3 separate regions of the Homo sapiens genome follow, and regions 2 and 3 are each linked to region 1. Evidence: chromatin contacts called from ENCODE Hi-C or POLR2A ChIA-PET data. All regions are on one chromosome and are shown on one strand. The core of a region is the stretch at or near the end of the contact, and the rest is flanking DNA. Distances in the headings are between cores, read along the strand shown. Region 1 holds the start of IST1 (IST1 factor associated with ESCRT-III). Region 2 overlaps GLG1 (golgi glycoprotein 1). Region 3 holds the start of COG8 (component of oligomeric golgi complex 8).

What was found. A loop is a pair of places that touch in the nucleus more often than their neighbours do. ChIA-PET counts read pairs that join two places held with the same protein, here RNA polymerase II (POLR2A). Pooled maps may share reads with other maps.
Region 2: a loop to region 1 is called in a map of PC-3, with 18 times the contacts of the local background. The contact joins the enhancer-like site here to the promoter of IST1 in region 1. A Hi-C loop is called at or near these places in 1 of 168 maps with a recorded cell type or tissue (PC-3) and 1 of 50 pooled maps. POLR2A ChIA-PET finds 5 or more read pairs at or near these places in 2 of 52 experiments (activated B cell and activated CD4-positive, alpha-beta T cell).
Region 3: a map of naive thymus-derived CD4-positive, alpha-beta T cell shows a loop between it and region 1 (10-fold over the local background). The contact joins the promoter of COG8 here to the promoter of IST1 in region 1. A Hi-C loop is called at or near these places in 1 of 168 maps with a recorded cell type or tissue (naive thymus-derived CD4-positive, alpha-beta T cell) and 4 of 50 pooled maps. POLR2A ChIA-PET finds 5 or more read pairs at or near these places in 1 of 52 experiments (HEK293T).

What each region holds. Positions count from the first base shown.
Region 1 is chr16:71,893,701-71,898,089 of GRCh38, forward strand. It overlaps IST1 (IST1 factor associated with ESCRT-III), which reads left to right and starts at 1,831. Exons shown (of 10, transcript NM_001270975.2): 1 at 1,831-1,889. It also overlaps a transcript of ZNF821 not described here. RefSeq lists enhancers at 1,219-1,728, 1,606-2,171, 1,899-2,088.
Region 2 is chr16:74,587,848-74,592,236 of GRCh38, forward strand. The region is part of intron 1 of GLG1 (golgi glycoprotein 1); the gene reads right to left. Among named protein-coding and RNA genes, the nearest start is that of GLG1, 17 kb to the right of the region's middle. Within about 2 kb of position 1,789, at least 3 of the 41 ENCODE cell types and tissues checked have a DNase peak (open chromatin) inside an H3K27ac peak, as active enhancers do.
Region 3 is chr16:69,336,539-69,340,927 of GRCh38, forward strand. It overlaps COG8 (component of oligomeric golgi complex 8), which reads right to left and starts at 3,026. Exons shown (of 6, transcript NM_032382.5): 1 at 2,638-3,026; 2 at 1-174. The coding sequence starts at 3,014. NIP7 (nucleolar pre-rRNA processing protein NIP7) reads left to right here and starts at 3,234. Exons shown (of 5, transcript NM_016101.5): 1 at 3,234-3,347; 2 at 3,468-3,554; 3 at 3,656-3,794. The coding sequence starts at 3,292. RefSeq lists silencers at 2,703-2,752, 2,763-2,812 and enhancers at 3,233-3,352, 3,533-3,612.

The sequences.
Region 1 (4,389 bases), core at 581-3,080:
CACCCGCCTCGGCCACCCAAAGTGCTGAGATTACAGGCATAAGCCACCATGCCCAGCCAAAAAAATCTGCACTTTTTTTTTTTTTGGTTGGAGTCTTGCTCTATTGCCTAGGCTAGATTGCAATGGGGAGATCTCGGCTCACTGCAACCTCCGCCTTCTGGGTTCAAGCGATTCTCCTGCCTCAGCCTCCGGAGTAGCTGGGATTACAGGTATGTGCCTACACGCCTGGCTAATTTTTTCTTTTTTTTGTATTTTTTTTAGTAGAGACGAGATTTCACAATGTTGGTCAGGCTGGTCTTGAACTCCTGACCTCAGGTGATCCACCTGCCTCAGTCTCCCCAAGTGCTGGGATTACAGGCATGTGCCACCGCGCCTGGCATGGAACCTGGTTTTATCTTGAAATGTTGCAAACGTTTATAAAGATACAGTATTTCTAAATTCACATCAACATCTTATGATAAGGGCTAGCTCCTACTTGTCATATGACTGCCCCGGTACAAGCATTAGATGCAGCCTCCACAGCAGGGAGCAGATGACTTCCTTCTGGAGGCCCCTTTTTCTTTTTTCCCTTTTTTTTTTTGAGACGTTTCGCTCTTGTTGCCCAGGCTGGAGGGCAATCGCCGGATCTCGGCTCACTGTAACTCGAGAATCAAGCGATTCTCCTGCCTCAGCCTCCGGAGTAGCTGGGATTACAGGCTTGCGCCACCATGCGTAATTTCCTCTTTAGTAGAGACGGGGTTCCTCTGTGTTGGCCAGGCTGGTCTCGAATTACCGACTTCAGGTGATACACCTGCCTCGGCCTCCCAAAATGTTGAGATTACAGGCGTGAGCCACCGCACCCGGCCCTTTTTCTTTTTTTCTGTAGCCTAGGCTGGAGTGCTGTGACGTGATCACGGTTTACTGCAGCAGCGACCTTCTGGGCTCAAGCGATCTTCCTGCCTCAGCCTCCCGAGTAGCTGAGACCACAAGTGCTCACTGCTGCTCCCCTAATTTTTAACTTTTTTTTTTTTTTTTTTGTAGCGATGCGGTTTCACTATGGTGTCCAGGCTGGTCTGCAACTCCCGGGCTCAAGCGATCCTCCCGCCCCGCCTCTCAAAGTGCTGGGAAGGTCCCTTCCAGGCTTAAGCAGCGATAATGGTTTTCAAGTTAAAAACAAAGGTAACCAAGGAAAAAGTTTTCTCTGAATACCGAGATAAATTAGGGAAATCGCCAGAGACTGTGGTGCTGAGGAAACACTACTGAATTATACCACACAGACCGGAGCGATGCTGGTCCAAAGGGCAACCGGACGGCTTAAAAGCGGGGCGGGGGAACGCTTAGAGCCCGTAGAGGGACACGGAGGCGCTGGGTGAAGAGTCAGGGATACGCAGGCTTCGAAACCCCCTCGGCCGCTCCACCCAGGGGGAAAGTCCAGCGAAAGGCGGCAGCAGATCTTAGGGAGCAACTCCCGGCGTCAGAGAGGCGGTACTGGCAGCCGGTTATGGAAGAATCCGGAACCAAGGCACTGGGCGCGGTGAGGCCGTGGGCGCAGAGTCCGAGAATCAACAGCTGTGGCTGGCCTCCCCGCGCCCAGAGCGAAATTAAGGGCATGCCCCCAGCAGCTGACTCAGTCGGCGTGGCGCTTCCCCCAACGTCTGCCGTGCCCCCGCCGCGGGAAGTAGTCCCCGGCCGCGCCGACTCCAAAGGAAACCGAGGGAGGGTGCCCCGAGTCAGCGCGTGGGTCCCGGCAGCGGCGATCGCGCAGCCAATCCCTGGAAAGGAGGGCGTGGCTATATCGGCCCCGTGGATCCCTCCGCCCGCGCTTGTTGTGCTGAGGCCGAGGGAGTCGCCATTTTGGATGGTGAACCCTGAAGTCGGTGTCTGCTGCGTTCACGGCAGGATTCGGTTAGGTGAGTGTGGCATCCTCGGCGTCAGAGGTCTCTGTCTTCCTCTTCTCTCTGCGCTCCTGATTTAGCGGTCTCTAGTTAGCGCTAGGGCCCGGGATTCAAACGACTTCGGAGGGGGCAGCTGAGGAGAAAGGGAAGGATAGTGGAAGTGGGGGTCAGACCGGAGGTCAGGCCCTCGAGGGCCCGCGGCGCAGGAGGCTGCCCAGGCCTGGGTGGGGGGCGTGGCAGGGCCGCGAGCGGGTCGGAGGCCTCTGGTCCTGGATCCTCGAAGCCCCTTAACTTTCCCCTAGTCTTCCTGCCCCGAGGTGTGTCTTCCTTGGGGCGGAAACGCCGCGGCCTCGGCGAGGGCTCCTCGGCGACACCCCTACCCCGTCTTTTCTGGCCCGGAGAGACTTCGGGAAGGTCAGAGCTTCCAGTGCCGCGAGAGGCGGATGCCCTCCAGTCCGGGCCGCTTCCACCGGGCGGGGTGGCCTCCTGGGCTTGTTCCTGGGTTGGGGGAACGGACTTGGGTCCACTTTGGCCTGAGAAAATTACAATTTCTTTCGCTGAAGTAAGGAGCGGCCTCTGCCCGCTTTCTCGGATCCCTGCGTGTGTAGTGAGAGGTCTTGGAAGGATCCTTGCGCCTCTCCTCTTTGTTTTTCTCGGTGCTCTTCTTCCGGGGTGCTGGAGGTGACCTCTTGGAACTCAACAGCATAAACTTTGAGGAGGGTCGGGACCCAGGAGCTGTAGGTTAATTACAAAAGACACTGTCTGTCGTAGTAAACTTAAAGTCTGGTCTTAGATCTTTAGGGGAAACTTGAATTTTAAAATTATGTGTAATATTTTAACTTTTTATTATGGAAAATTTCAAGCAGACAGGAGTATAATGAATTCTCTCATCCAGCTTCAAACACGATCAACTCATGCCTAATCTTGTTTTATCTATACCCTTCCTATGTCTGTATTTTTCTAATTTAATAATAGTTGAAATATATATGTATATATTTCCCTCTCCTTTCCCAGTAGAAGCCTTTTGGCTTTTGTACCTACAAGCCAATAGTTTGTGGGAAATTTGCTTCCTCAGAACTTCTGGGATAGGGGGACTTGGTAATAGTCATTAGAAGATAAAACTGGCCAGATGTGGTGGCTCACCCCTGTAATCCCAGTACTTGGGGAGGGCTAGGTGGGATGATCACTTGAGCTTGGGAGTTGGAGAACAGCGTGGGCAACATAGCAAAATCCCGTTCTCTACAAAAATAAAAACAGCCAGGCGTGGAGGCCCGCATCTATAGTCCAGGAGGCTGAGGTAGGAGGATTGCTTGAGCCTGGGAGGTGGAGATTATAGTGAGTCGGTAATCGTGCCACTGCATTTCAGTCTGGAGGACAGAGTGAGACCCTGTGTAAAAAAAGAAAAAAAAAAAGAAATTAAAACACTTCCTCTTTTTTTGTATTTATTTTTGTTTTTGTTCTGCAGACGGGGGTCTCACTCTGTTTCCCAGGCTGGAGTGCTGTAGTGCACTCCCTGCAGCTTCGACCTTTCAGGACTCAAGTGATCCTCCCGCCCCAGCCTTGGGAGTAGTAGCTGACACTACAGGCCCACGCCTGGCTTTTTTTTTTTTTTTTTTTTGGTCGGGGTCGGGAGGGGAGAGTTTCTTAATGTTGCCCAGACTGGTCTTGAACTCGTGGGCTCAAGTGATCCTCCCAAAATGCTGGGATTAGAAGTATTTTGAATCCCCAGTGTTAGTGTTACGTTTTAAAGTCATCCAGTTTCGTATATCTTATTTTAAAATAGTATTATTATTTTGTCCAAATACTTTTTCATTCTCCCTCTTTGTTCTTATGTCTCTGGCTTCTAAATTATCAGGAGCTCCAGAATCTCCATCTCTAGTTTGTTTGATTTAAGCTCTGGTTCTTGTAAGATAATCAGAATCAAGTCCCAGGGTTTTACAATAAAACTAGAAAAATGAAAGGGTAGTATAGTTAGTCATTCCAAATACAGGAAAAGTAACATGCCTATGAACACTTATTTCAGCATTACTTATATGGTACAGATGGTCAAAAGTTTGGAGAATTGGTAAGAAAATTCTTATTGAGTGGAGGCCGGGCACGGTGGCTCACGCCTGTAATCCCAGCACTTTGGGAGGCCGAGGCGGGTGGATCACCTGAGGTCAGGAGTTTGAGACCAGCCTGGACAACATGGTGAAACCCTGTCTCTACTAAAAATACAAAAATTAGCCAGGAGTGTTGGTGTGGCCTGTAGTCCCAGCTACTCCAAAGGCTGAGGTAGGAGAATTGCTTGCTCGAACCCGAGAGGCGGAGGTTGCAGTGAGCTGAGATCGTGCCACTGCACTCCAGCCTGGGCGACAGAGTGAGAATCCGTCTCAAAAAGAAAAAATTATTACTGAGTGGAATATTAGACAGCGTTTACTACAAGGTTTTAGACTGTAACAAGATACGATGAGAAGGATTCTATATTGCTCAGTCCATGAGTATAGCTTTGTAAAACTATACCTTAAGAAAAACC
Region 2 (4,389 bases), core at 539-3,038, 2.7 Mb after region 1:
CCGCTTCAAAAAAGAAAAAAACAGCTATTGCAAGTACACTAAAGGGTGTAAAGAAAAACATGAACATAATGGATAATCGAATATATAAATAAAACACCCAAATCAAACGTCTATAGGTGAAATATACTTAAAATACAAATTCACTGGATGGTATTAATAGCTGACTGAAAACTACAAAAGAAAACATCAGTGAACCTGAAGATCAGCAATAGCAATTATCCAAAATGAAACACAGAGAGAAAAAAAACAGGGGGAGCGTTGGTGGGGGGATTAAAAACAGAGCCCACTTGTGGGACAATAGCAATCAATTTAACCTACATAAGATTAGAGCCCAGGAGAGAAAGAGGGACAAAAAAACTGTCTGAAGAAATAGTGGGCAAATAGTATGTGATCAAATATTTGTTGATGGATTTAAATAAAAATGGTAGGGGCATAAAAATATAAAAAAAATAGCATGAAAATATGTTATCTATGTAAATGTGAAAAATAACAGAGAAGCAATGTGGTAACATGGAAAGACAGAGGCTTTGAATTTTAAAAGATTTGAATTTAAGCTTTTTGGATTTGAATTTAAGCTCTGTTTCTTTCTTTCTTTTTTTTTGAGACAGGGTCTCACTCTGATGTCCAGGTTACCCATTCTGTTGCCACTGCAGCCTCGACTTCCCAGGCTCAGGTGATGCTCCCACCTCAGCCTCACAAGTAGCCAGGACTACAGGCTCTCACCACCACACTGACTAATTTTTGTATGTTTTGTAGAGATGAGGTTTCGCCATGTTGCCCAGGCTGATCTCAAACTCCTAGGCTCAGGAAATCCACCCGCCTTAGCCTCCCAAAGTGCTCGGATTACAGACATGAGCCACCACACTTGGCCTGTTCTTAACATTATGTGACTTGGGCAAATAAAAATCTATCTGATTCGTGGTTTTTCACCTGTAAAATAAGTCTCATATCTGTCATATCTACCACACATGGTTATCAAGAGCTACAAATAAGATTAAAAGGGTTCCATAAACTGAAAGCTAAATAGCAACTTGACTAAGAATAATCAAATAGGGAAAAGGTTGTTAGACCAATATCCTTTTTTTTTTTTAAATCAAATGTATTTGGTGAGTGGCCGGGCATGGTGGCTCATGCTTGTAATGCCAGCACTTTGGGAGGCTGAGGGGGGTGGATAACTTCAAGTCAGGAGTTCGAGACCAGCCTGGCCAACATGGTGAAACCCCGTCTCTACAAAAAGAACAACAACAACAACAAAAAATTAGACGGGCGTGGTGGCGTGCACCTGTAATCCCAGCTACTCGAGAGGCTGAGGCAGGAGAATCACTTGAACCCAGGAGGCAGAGGTTGCAGTGAGCCAAGATTGCGCCACTGCACTCCAGCCTGGGTGAAAGAGTGAAACTCTCTGTCTCAAAAAAAAAAAAAGAACAATTATGTTAAACCATATGAAAATGTTTTTATAAGTCAAATATGATGAAATATTGGTAATTTCTTATAGTTCATTCAATCTAACAAAAATGAAGGAAGAAAACAATGCCTAAAGCAGACCTAGCTGGCAGGGGAAGAGAAGCAGCGGGCTGTGCTGAGGGAAGGGCACTGGGAAATATTTTGGTGCAGCAAATTCCCAAACCACTGATATAAAATATTTTCCCAAAAATAACACTTACATATAAGCCCTGTAAACTCTGAAGCTGTAACTCTGTACTCTCCAAAAGCCCACACCACTACACTATTTATTTGCGGGTGTGGGGCAGCAAGATGTGTATGGAGCCAGTGCGAAGCAGAGGCAAGCAGGCTGAGAATCTGGGCTAAAGAATGGGAATTTCCACAAGAGGAAGGGAAACACAACAATGTCTTCTGACTTCTGCTTTCAGTGCTCTAATTTCTCCTATTTCACATATACTCTCAAGTTGAAAAGGAAAGTATACCAATAGTAAAAATTCTTGGCCGAGCACGGTGGTACACGCCTGTGGTCCCAGCTGCTCAGGAGGCTGAGGCAGGAGAATTGCTTGAACACGGGAAGCAGAGGTTGCAGTGAGCTGAAATCCAGCCAATGCACTCCAGCCTAGGTGACAGAGTGAGATTCTGTTTCATAAATAAATAAATAAATAATAAAAATATACCGATAGTACAAATTCTTGAAACTTCACTTTTGTTGTTGTTGTTGTTTTTTTGAGATGGAGTCTAGCTCTGTAGCCCAGGCTGGATGGAGTGCAGTGACACGATCTCTGCAAGCTCCGCCTCCAGGGTTCATGCCATTCTCCTGCCTCAGCCTTCCAAGTAGTAGGGACTACAGGCGCACGCCACCACACCCACCTAAGTTTTTTGTATTTTTTAGTAGAGACAGGATTTCACCATGTTAGCCAGGATGGTCTTGATCTCCTGATCTCGTGATCCGCCCACCTCGGCCTCCCAAAATACTGGGATTACAAGCGTGAGCCACCGTGCCTAGCCGATAATTTTTCTTTTTTTACCATTATAAGAAGTTTCAGGCCAGGTGCCATGGCTCACGCCTGTAATCCCAGCACTCTGGGAGGCCGAAGCAGGCGGATCACCTGAAGTCAGGAGTTCGAGACCAGCCTGACCAACATGGAGAAACCCCGTCTCTACTAAAAATACAAAAAAAAATAGCCAGGCGTAGTGGCGGGCGCCTGTAGTCCCAGCTACTCAGAAGGCTGAGGCAGGAGAATGGCGTGAATCCAGGAGGCGGAGCTTCCAGTGAGCCGAGATTACACCACTGCACTCCAGCCTGGGCAACTGAGTGAGACTCCGTCTCCAAAAAAAAAAAAAAAAAAAGAAATTAGCCGGGCGTGGTGACACCACATGCTTGTAATCCCAGCTACTCAGGAGGCTGAGGCAGGAGAATCACTTGAACCTGGGAGGCAGAGGCTGCAGTGAGCCGTGATCACACCACTGTACTCCAGCCTGGGCAACAAGAGTGAAACTGTCTCAAAAAAAAAAAAAAAAGAAAAAAAAAAAGGAAAGCATCACCACCACCAGACACACTAAAAGCTGCTATCAATACACATAAGTCAGGTTCTAACAAACCTACCAAACTCAGAGTTTTAAAATGAAATTGTGTCAAAGGAGGGCCTTTCTTGTTAAAAAAAAAAAAAATTAAAATATAAAAATATGAAAATGAAGTTGTGGATTTTCAACTATTTCAAAACTCTGCTGCCTAGTTACTTCTGAAAGAAGACTTACAGGGCCGGATGCCGTGGCTCACACCTGTAATCCCAGCACTTTGGGAGGCCAAGGTGGGCGGATCACGAGGTCAGGAGTTTGAGACCAGCCTAGCCAACACGGTGAAACCCCGTCTCTACTAAAAATACAAAAATTAGCTGGGTGTCTTGGCATGCACCTGTAGTCCCAGCTACTCAGGAGGCTGACGCAGAAGAATCACTTGAACCCGGGAGGCGGAGGCTGCCGTGAGCCAACATCGTGCCACTGCACTCCAGCCTGGGTGACAAAGCAAGACTCCATCTCAAAAAAAAAAAATAAAGGCCTGGCACGGTGGCTCACGCCTGTAATCCCAGCACTTTGGGAGGCTGAGGCAGGTGGATCACAAGGTCAGGAGATCGAAACCATCCTGGCTAACACGGTGAAATCCCATCTCTACTAAAAATACAAAAAAATAGCTCTGCGTGGTGGCGGGTGCCCGTAGTCCCAGCTACGTGGGAGGCTGAGGCAGGAGAATGGCCTGAACCCGGGAGGCGGAGCTTGCAGTGAGCCGAAATCGCACCACTGCACTCCAGCCTGGGAGACAGAGCAAGACTCTGTCTCGAAAAAAAAAGAAGACTTACAAACCAAAAATTTTTTGCGCTGTCCTTAACGTATGGCTAAGTTTAGTATTTATATCTTAGTATCACAGACTGTTTCACAGGCCAGAGAAATGTTCCAACCTGGGAAATATGAGAGCAAAAGGCCTTACATATTATTTTCCCTCTGAAAAGTCACCATCTTTCAGAAAAATTTCAGTAATTTTTGAATTTATCTGGTTTTATACAGGGAAAAAAAGCAGTCTTCTGAACTATTCTTTTTCCCCTTATACGTGGGAGCAGAGTTTTCCTTTGATAGGCAGTATTCCAAATTTGGCAGAACATAATTCCTTTACCCAGAGGATTTACCCCTTCATAGTGTACACATTTAAATACCATGCATATATGTATGTATGTAGAGTTGGGCTCTCACCGTATTGCCAAACTGGTCTCAAACCTCTGGCTTATGCAATCTGCCACCTTGGCCGCCTAAAGTGCTGGGCTGTGGGCCACTGTGCCTGGCCTTCTGTAATTTATTCACTGATTGATTGATTGATTGAGATGGAGTCTTGCTCTGTCATCCAGGTTGGAGTGCAATAGAGCGATCTTGGCTCACTGCAAACTCCACCTCCTG
Region 3 (4,389 bases), core at 1,776-4,275, 2.6 Mb before region 1:
AGTCGGCGTACGTAGGCTGCAAGCTCCAGGGCCTCTTCATAATAACTGTTCCGGACACAGGTGTCCATGAGCTGAGGAATCTCCAGTATTTCCAAAATTTCTGTGTGCCGGTTTAGGGTCAGGCTATTCATCCGGCGGTTGGAGCTGATCTCCTCGGCTTCCTTCACAAAGTTCCTAGTAATAATCAGAAGAATGTTGATCCTTCACTGCTCTGTACCCAAACCTTAGCTACAGTTACCAAGTACCTGCTATGAACATTGGGCTGGATGATCTATCTGATTTATTCCTCACACCCCACCTATAAGGTAAGTATTATTACAATTGAGGAAATTTTTAATCCCAGAGAGGTTAAGCAACTTGTCCAAAAACATACAATTAATAAATCTAACAGATGGAGATCCAGATATGCCACTTGCTGGCTGTGGCAAGGTACTTGGCCTCTCTGAACCTATTTCCTCATTAGTAAAACGGTATATAGGGCCAGGCGCAGTGGCTCACGCCTGTAATCCCAGCACTTTGGGAGGCTGAGGTGGGCGGATCACTTGAGGCCAGGAGTTCAAGTGAAACCCCATCTCTACTAAAAATACAAAAAATTAGCCAGGCATGGTGGTGCGCGCCTGTAGTCCCAGCTACTCAGGAGGCTGAGGCAGGAGAATCACTTGAACCCAGGAGGTGGAGGTTGCGGTGAGCAGAGATGGCGCCACTGCACTGCAGCCTGGCCAACAAAGCAAGACTCCGTCTCAAAAAAAAAAAAAAAAAAAGTATATAGGACCCTCCTCATAAGGGTGTAAGAACTAAATGAGATGATGTGTGTGAAGCATTTAACATAGAACTTGAAACAGAGCGAATGCGTCAAAGTAAAAATAGTAAAAGAGACACAGTTAAATATTTAACAGTAGCTATCATTATTTTCAAAATGAAGCACTAACTGCCTAGAATCCACAATCTTTCCCCTCAGGTCTTCATCTTCTCCTATGCTAATGTTCAACCATAGTTCCTGCCACAGTCTACTTTCAACACTTCTCCATATTTGCAGAGACCTGCTTTATCAAGTCCCCTATCTATTCTGGAGCATGGAAGGGTACAAAAGCTGCTGTCAAATATCCAAAGGCTCAAAAGAAAAATTAAACTTTAATCATGAAAGGCTGGAAGGCAGAACTAGGGATAATGGAGACAGAATATGACTCACAAAGGACTTTTTTTTTTTTTTTTGAGACGGAGTCTTGCTCTGTCACCAGGCTGGAGTGCAGTGGCACGCATCATCTTGGCTCACTGCAACCTCCGCTTCTCAGGTTCAAGTAATTCTCCTGCCTCAGCCTCCCGAGTAGCTGGGACTACAAGCGCGTGCCACCACGCCCAGCTAATTGTATTTTTAGTAGACATGGGGGTTTCAGCATGTTAGCCAGGATGGCCTCGATCTCTTGACCTCGTGATCCGCCTGCCTTGGCCTCTCAAAGTGCTGGGATTACAGGTGTGAGCCACCGCACCCAGCCTTTTTTTCTTTTTTTAAGAGAGTTTCACTTTGTCACCCAGTCTGGAATGCAGTGGCACAATCACAGCCCACCGCAGCCTCGACCTCCCAAACTGGAGTGCGGTGGCACAATCATGGCTCACTGCAGCCTCAATCTCCCGGGCCCAACTGACCCCCCCACCTCAACCTCCTGTGTACCTGGGACTACAGGCGCACGCCACCACGACCAGCTAATTTTTTATTTTATAGAGACAGGGTTTTGCCATGTTGGCCAGGCTGCTCTCGAACTCCTGGGTTCAAGCCTCAGGCTCCCAAAGTGCTGGGATTACAGGCTGAGCCACCACATCCAGCCATCCAAATGGAGAGACTTTTTGATATCTGATGCCCTCAAATGCGAGGATTTCCTTGTCACCTTCCCGTCAATGGAAGTTTTGAAGCAGATGACCTCCGGTCCACGCTTTCGTATAAAATAAGTATATAAATGTGCACATATATTCAGCTCACACCTATAATGTTAACTGTGTCAGACCCGATAATAAGAGCTTTGCATGAATCCTTTTTCTTTGTGCCCACAACTGCCCTTCGAGGGAGGGACGTGCTTCTGGGTAACCAGTTCTGAATTCGAAACCTCCTAGCTGTGTCCTTGGACGTCACTAATCTCTGTCTTGACTTGCTCATATGTAAAATGGAAATAACAGGGCTGGGCGCAGTGGATTATGCCTGTAATCCCAGCGCTTTGGGAGGCCGAGGCGGACAGATCACGACATCAAAAGATCGAGACCATCCCAGCCAACATGCTGAAACCCCGTCTCTACTAAAAATCCAAAAAAATTAGCTGGGCGTGGTGGCGCGCGCCTATGGTCCCTGCTACTCAGGAGGCTGAGGCAGGAGAATCGCTTGAACCCAGGAGGCAGAGGTAGGTTGCAGCGAGCCGAGATCTCGCCACTGCACTCCAGCCTGGCGACAGGGCGAGACTCCGTCTCAAAAAAGATAAAAAAGGAATAACAGTACCTATCTCGAAGGCTGTTGTGAGGTTTAAATGGATTAATAAAGCGCTCAGCAGAGAACCTGGAACGTGGTAAACGCTTTATGTGTTAGTTATTTCTACCATCGTAAATGTCAGCTTTTACAGTTATAAAACCCCTTTAGCGCCAGGCGCGTCGCACCTGCAGCTCTGCTGGAAGCTGGGCAAACGGTCGAGCAGGCGGCCGAGCGACGCCTCCACGTCGCCAAACAGGCGGTGGATGCGCTCGGTGCACTCGGCGCCGCGGATGAAGGTCTTGTAGTTAGCGAAGGCCAAGTCGCGCGTCTGCTGCAGCAGCTGCGCCCGCTCCTCCGCCAGGCGCTCGGGCTCGCGCCGCAGCCGCTCCAGCCCCGAGCCGCTCAACTCCCGGAGGTAGCGGCCCACATCGGGCCGCTCGCGCCACTGGGCCTCGGGGAAGCGGTCCCGGAACAGCGACGCCAGGAGCCCTTCATCCTCCACCTCGCCGAGAGCCGCTGCTGTGGCCGTGGCTACCGATGGGATAGTCGCCGCGGTCGCCATCTTCCCAGCAACAACGTCACTTCCCTTCCGGACCACAAGGGGCGCTGACTCCGAACTTAGGACAGGAAGAAACAGGCACATTTCCGGTCTCTATGCTTTCTCATCCGGCCGGCTTGCTTTCCCCTGCGGTCGTCCAGACTATTGGGCGCTAGCGAGACGAACTATTGGTACGGGGCTAGAGAGGAAGGCTTTGGGATTGCCGGGGAGCAGCGAGCGACCGACTTCCGTTTCCAGTTACCAAGGCACGAGGATCCGGTGTTCCAACCCAGGGGGAAAAATGCGGCCTTTGACTGAAGAGGAGACCCGTGTCATGTTTGAGAAGATAGCGAAATAGTAGGAGCGCGCGGGGCGGACGCGGGAGTGTGTGGGTGTGGTGGCCAAGGGTGGAGTGGGGGCGCGGTGCCGGAGACCGGTTCGTTCGGGCGCGGTCTCCAGTCCTCTTTTTGCCCTCAGCATTGGGGAGAATCTTCAACTGCTGGTGGACCGGCCCGATGGCACCTACTGTTTCCGTCTGCACAACGACCGGGTGTACTATGTGAGGTGAGGCGGGGCCGGGCAGGCAGCATGGACCCAGGGGAGAGGGGTCCTGGGTCCCACGAGCCTCCTTCATCCGCAACCTTGCTCCCCCTTTACCCTTTTAGTGAGAAGATTATGAAGCTGGCCGCCAATATTTCCGGGGACAAGCTGGTGTCGCTGGGGACCTGCTTTGGAAAATTCACTAAAACCCACAAGTTTCGGTTGCACGTCACAGCTCTGGATTACCTTGCACCTTATGCCAAGGTTTGTGGGGCGGTTTCCAATTCTGCCACGGGCGATGAAGTCAAGGATTAGGCAGATTGTCCGGCAGCTTCTCTCCCACAGAGTCCCTGACAGTGTGCTTGGAGGAGTTTCAGCACATGGAGATGTGTAGAGGTCTTGCAGCTTGAGCATGGTCAGGGCTATGGGATAGGAATGCTATGTGGCTGCGTAGGGTTAGTTTTCTCCAGCGAAGTAGAAGAGCCTAGGGAGACCCAGCTAGAGATCAGAAAGCAAATAAGTGGCAGCAATGAAGACACCGGGGTCCAGAAAAAGAGCTGTTAACCTGGCCATGGAGGATGATCCTTGTAGAGTTGAGAAAATAACTTTTTCTATTTTTTTCTTTTTCTTTCTTGCTCTGTTTTTTCTTTTCATTTCTCTTTCTCTTTCTTCCTGACACAGTTTCACTCTGTCGCCCAGGCTAGAGTGCAGTGGTGCGATCTCACTGCAGCCTCCACTTTCCAGTTTCCAGTGATTCTTGTGCCTCAGTAGCTGGGATTACAGGCATGTGCCACCACACCTGGCTGATTTTTTTGTGTGTTTTTAGTAGAGACAGTGTTTCACTGTGTTGGCCAGGCTG